Linked DNA regions of Homo sapiens: region 1 is linked to region 2. Evidence: read pairs that join two places in POLR2A ChIA-PET (ENCODE). Cell type or tissue: Panc1. All regions are shown on one strand. Each heading gives the region's core, and the rest is flanking DNA. Links, peaks and the distances in the headings are about the cores only. Region 1 has its middle 19 kb from the start of NDUFB3. Region 2 overlaps SPATS2L (spermatogenesis associated serine rich 2 like).

Region 1 (2,805 bases), core at 286-2,785, 780 kb before region 2:
GACAGAATCTCACTGTCGCCCAGGTAACCTTCCCTCCGGGCTTAAGTGATCTTCCTGCCTCAGCCTCCTGAGTAGCTGGGACTACAGGTTCACACCACCATGCCCGTCTGATTTTTAAAAATGTCTGTGGAGACGGGGGTCTCACTTCATTGCCCAGGCTAGTCTCCTGGGCTCAAGCAATCCTTCCACCTCAGCCTCCCAAAGTGGTAAGATGATACTTGTGAGCCCCCATGGCTGGCTATTTTTTTTTTTTTGAGACCGAGTCTGGCTCTGTCGCCTAGGCTGGAGTGCAGTGGAGGGATCTCAGCTCACTGCAACCTCCGCCTCCCGTGTTCAAGTGATTCTCCTGCCTCAGCCTCCCAAGTAGCTGGGACTAAAGGCACGTGCCACCACACCCAGCTGATTTTTGTATTTTTAGTAGAGATGGGGTTTTACCACGTTGGCCAGGCTGGTCTCGAACTCCTGACCTCAGGTGATCCACCCTCTTCGGCCTCCCAAAGTGCTGGGATTACAGGTGTGAGCCACTGTGCCTGGCCCCAGCTGCTATTTTTAAATAACTGAATATTGTGAGTAAAAATTACAGTAAATCCCAACCTGTGATGTAACATTTTGTTACATGTAAATGTTATCATATATGTACATTGAAAATACACAAATAGGCTGGGCACGGTGGCTCATGCCCGTAATCCCAGCATTTGGGAGGCCGAGGCAGGAGGATTGCTTGAGGTCAGGAGTTTGAGACCAGCCTGGGCAACATAGCAAGACCCCACCCATCTCTACTAAAAAAAAATACAAAAAATTAGCCAGACATGGTGGTACATGCCTGTAATCCCAGCTACTTGGGAGGCTGAGGCAGGAGAATTGCTTGAACACGAGAGGCAGAGGTTGCAGTGAGCCAAGATCACGCCATTGCACTCCAGCCTGGGCAACAGAGCAAGACTCTGACTCAAAAAACAACAACAACAAAAAAGAAAATACACAAAAGTACACAAATATGGAAACGAAAGGTAAGACAAAGATTAAACATTTTTAAATGTCTTACTAATCATGATGACTACACGCTATCATTAGTTAACAGATCAGTACACTGTTAGGACAAGTTTCATTGTTCTGATAGTGGGTCCAGGTCCTTTTTTTTATTTTTATTTTATTTTTTAGAGACGGAGTCTCGCTCTGTCATCCAGGTTGGAGTGCAGTGGTGCGATCTCGGCTCACTGCAACCTCCGCCTCCCAGATTCAAGCAATTCTCCTGCCTCAGCCTCCCGAGTAGCTGGGACTACAGGTGCACGCCACCACGCCTGGCTGATTTGTTTTGCATTTTAGTAGAAACGGGGTTTCACCATGTTGCCCAGGCTGGTCTCGAACTCCTGAGCTGAGGCAATCCGCCCACCTCGGCCTCCCAAAGTGCTAGGATTACAGGCATGAGCCACTGTGCCTGGGCTTCAGGTCCTTATTTCAATCTTCTTTTTTTTTTGGTTGACTCGTCTCGTGATTAGATCATCCTATTTACTGATAATGTTGCTGACGGAGTTCATAGCTCTTCTATTTTATTCTTGTTTGCTTGTTGTTGGGTTATTAGTATTAGCTTCAATCAGCAGTTTCTTTGTAAAAAAATCTTTTTAAGCCACTTATCTACTTCATGAAGGTTTAGTTAAAACTAGTAGACAAGGCTGGGTGCAGAGGTTCACACCTCTAATCTCAGTACTGTGGGAGGTCAAGGTGGGAGGATTCCTTGAGCCCAGGAGTTTGAGACCAACTTGGGCAACATGGTGAGCTCCCTGTCTCTACAAAAATAAAAAAATTAGCCGGGTGTGGTGGTATGTGCCTGCAGTCCCAGCTACTTATGAGGCTGCAAGAGGATCACTTGATCCCAGGAGGTCCAGGCTGCAGTGAGCTGTGCTTGCACCACTGCACCCAGCCTGGGTAACACAGTGAGATCCCATCTCAAAAAAACCCACAAAAAAGTGGGGTGCAGTGTCTCATGCCTGTAATCCCAGCACTTTGGGAAGCTGAGGTGGGTGGAACATTTGAGGCCAGGAGTTCGAGACCAGCCTGGCCAACATGGTGAAACACATGTGAGGCCAGGAGTTGGAGACCAGCCTGGCCAACATGGTGAAACACAACATGGTAGAAATACAAAAAATTAGCTGGGCATGGTGGCTTGTGCCTGTAATCCCAGCTACTCAGGAGGCTGAGGCAGGAGGATCTCTTGAACCCGGGAGGCAGAGGTTGCAGTGAGCCGAGATCGCGCCACTGCCCTCCAGCCTGGGTGACAGAGCAAGACTCCATCTAAAAAAAAAAAAAAAAAAAAAACCAAGAAACCACAAAAAATGAAAAACAAGAAAACAGTAATTAGTAGATAATAAATTCCAAAACTGAGGACATACAAAGTATAGTCTATAGCAATCTGCTGAAAACTCCTTTTGTTCTCTCCTTTGGAGGGTAGAACTCTTACTTTCACTTCAGGATAACTTACCACTAATTCTGTGTGACTGCTTTGGTATCCGCCATGTGAGAGCAAACTTCACTGTGAATCTATTAAACATTAACAACATTTAATTCATTTTCTTTTTTTTTTTTTTTTTTTGAGACGGAGGCTCGCTTTATCACCAGGCTGGAATACAGTGGTGCAATCTCGGCTTACTGCAACCTCCACCTCCTGGGTTCAAGCGATTCTCCTGGCTCAGCCTCCCGAGTATCTGGGACTACAGGCACGAACCACCACGCCCAGCTAATTTTTTTTTAATTTTTATTTTTAGTAGAGATGGGGTTTCATCATGTTGGCCAGGATGGTCTTGATCTCCT
Region 2 (2,805 bases), core at 3-2,502:
CATTTTCTATAATGTAGGACTTTCAAACTTCTGTTTTTAGCACAAGAACCTTTGCCCCTAACAAAATCTTATACAAAATGCCTACTCATGAAGCAAATAAAAACAGCCGCCCAGGTTGAAACCAAGAGAGGAAGTTCTCAGAATTTAAGAGTCCAACAGACTACAGCAGGCAAACCACCACTAGAGAAGACACTGAGTCACACTGCCTATCAGATTTCACTGGAATCTAATCCCACTGGACTGTTCTCTTTATAGTCACAGTTTCTTCCCATCACCTCTTCCAGGAGGGTTCCCCTTCCTGATCCAACCTGGTAAGATCTGGTTTCCTATCACAGGTTGGCTTTTCCATCGTGAACACATAAAGCTCTGCATATCTCTTTTTTTTTTTTTTTTTTTTTGAGATGGAGTCTCACACTGTCTCCCAGGCTGGAGTGCAGTGGCACGATCTCCCCTCACTGCAAGCTCTGCCTCCCAGGTTCACGCCATTCTCCTGCCTCAGCCTCCCGAGTAGCTGGGACTGCAGGTGCCCACCACCATGCCAGGCTCTTTTTTTTTTTTTTTTTTTTGGATTTTTGGTGAGACGGGGTTTCACCGTGTTAGCCAGAAGCTCTGCATATCTCTTAAGGCAACAGGTGCTATCTTCCAGGTCTTTCTGACAGTCCGTATGCCCTTCCCTCAAAGCCCTTCAGGCCAACTCATCCACAGATTACTGCCCTCAGTGTCTTAAGGCATAACTAACTTCTGTAGAGCCCTTATCAGTGTGGGTCACATCATTTTGTTTGACACATTATGACTGTATGGTGTGCATAATATTCGGACTCCAGATTCGTTGATTCATTAATTTGTTCAGGATCCTACAGCCAGACAGTAGGGGAGTTGGGACTTAGCCCACTAGGAAGAATCAACGGCAGGATGGGGAATCTCAGAGACCTGGCTCTCAGGGTTTCAGCTGGTGCCTCACAAATAGGAGGCTTCCAGGGAATGTGATTCCACTTTCCCTTCCCTTGTTCCTCCTGTCTACCTCAAATCCTTCCTCTACCATACCACGAGAATTCCTGCCTCCCACTTCTGATGATGGCTGGGTGGGCCTGCTGAGACAGATGTGCTTTAATAGTGCTTTCCACACTATGCCCATTGTACATGTAACTCCTGGCTATAGCGTTCAGAAGCTGTCTCTCCAATTCTGAATCTTATCCAAACATTTCATACCTCTGGACTGAAAAAACTGAGCAACTGCTACTTCTCTATGCCAATAGGGCTGACTTAATCATTCAAAAAGCTCGTGGGCTTGGCTCGTACAGGATGCATCTCCTGGGAATGAGATGTTCCCTAACAATGCTGTCCAACAGAACTATAATGTGAGCACACAGGTGATGTTTAATTTTCTAGTAATCACATTTTATTTTATTATTTCTTTATGTCGCATGGTAACGTCCACTAAGTAATCACATTTTTAAAAATAAAAAGAAATATGTGAAATTAATTTTAGTAATATATTTTGTTTAACCTACTATATCAAAACTATTGCTGTTTCAACATGTAACCAATATTACAATTTGTTAAATAAGAAATTTTACATTTTTTTATATAGTCTCAAAGCATGGTGTATTTTACACTTACGCACATCTCAACTTGGACTAGCTGTATTTCCAGTGCCCAACAGCCACATGTAGCTAGTGGCTACAGTACTGAACAGCAGGTCTATCATCTCGCCTCTATTCCCATCCCTCCTATCATTTCTTTCCTTTAGTGGAGATGCTACGGGCAGGGGCAGACAGTGGGGACCAGGATCATTAGAGGAGACTGACACACACCTGAAGGGAAGGCCCAGATCACAAAGAAGCTTTCGTGCCATGCCAGGGAGCTTACATTTTAACCTGAAGATGCAGAAACTCCTCTGAAGGATTTTAAGCAGTGGAGAGTTGTAATCAGATTTGCCTTTTAGAAAGGCAGCAGTATGAGGAACAAATTGGAGACAGGCCAGGCAGAAGCCAGAGAGACCAGTTGCGAGGCTACTGCAATAATCCTCAAGAGAAGGGATGAGGGCCCGAACCACGGCAGTAATGAAGGTTATGATACAGGGAGGAAAGAGCAGATTCAAGAGAGTCTGAAAAGACAGTCTCTATATAAAATGTAGAGGTTGAAGAAGGCAAAGAAGTTGTCCTGGGTTTTAAACTTGGTGAAGCAGGTTTCATTCATTGAGATAGAAAACACAGAAGGAGTATGCTGGATTGAAGTTGGGGAAGTGATGTTTTGAACTTGTCGAGTTAAAGACATTTGGAACACATGTCAGATAAGATTTCAAGGCTGGAGATGCAGATTTACAATGGAATCAATGGCATATAGGTGGTAGTAGAAGAAAACAGAAGATGAGCTGCCACAGGGCAAACGTGCAGAATGAGCAGAGGGCTGAGGGCTGAACTGTAGGGGAGGCTAAGGTTTGAGAGGAAGGGAGGACAGTAAAGAGAAGTCCAAATATAGAGCAGCTGGACAAGAAAGAAAATGAGGAGAAATGGATAACTCAGAAAACAGGTGGGCAACATTTTAAGGAGCAGAGAGTGGTCAAGAACACCAAATGTTGTGCAAAGTTCAAGAAATGAAAGAGAATCCTAGATAATGGACCTGGTGGTCATTAGGAGAGGACAGGAGTGCAGGGGGTTGAAGATGAAAGGAAGATGGCGAGGTGCGGGATGTGTACGAGGACCTGTACTTCAAGGAGCTGCCTGCTAAGACCAGGAATAAGATGAAACACACCCAAACCTAGAGAGAAGCGACCAAAAGCGTTCATCGTTTTCTGTTTTCATA

Evidence for each region. ChIA-PET counts read pairs that join two places held together with the same protein. Peaks named below come from ENCODE experiments on the same cell type or tissue, not always from the same donor. Only the 100,000 strongest peaks of a DNase experiment are listed, where the experiment ranks them.
Region 1: POLR2A ChIA-PET joins it to region 2 with 10 read pairs; 2 of 35 experiments call an interaction of 5 or more read pairs at or near these places.

The regions. Positions count from the first base shown.
Region 1 is chr2:201,089,588-201,092,392 of GRCh38, reverse strand. No RefSeq gene overlaps it. Among named protein-coding and RNA genes, the nearest start is that of NDUFB3, 19 kb to the right of the region's middle. In Panc1, for the core only: no CTCF peak of the experiment used is centred there; no DNase peak of the experiment used is centred there.
Region 2 is chr2:200,313,618-200,316,422 of GRCh38, reverse strand. The region is part of intron 1 of SPATS2L (spermatogenesis associated serine rich 2 like); the gene reads right to left. Among named protein-coding and RNA genes, the nearest start is that of SPATS2L, 8.3 kb to the right of the region's middle. In Panc1, for the core only: no CTCF peak of the experiment used is centred there; no DNase peak of the experiment used is centred there; H3K27ac peaks cover 1,961 bases.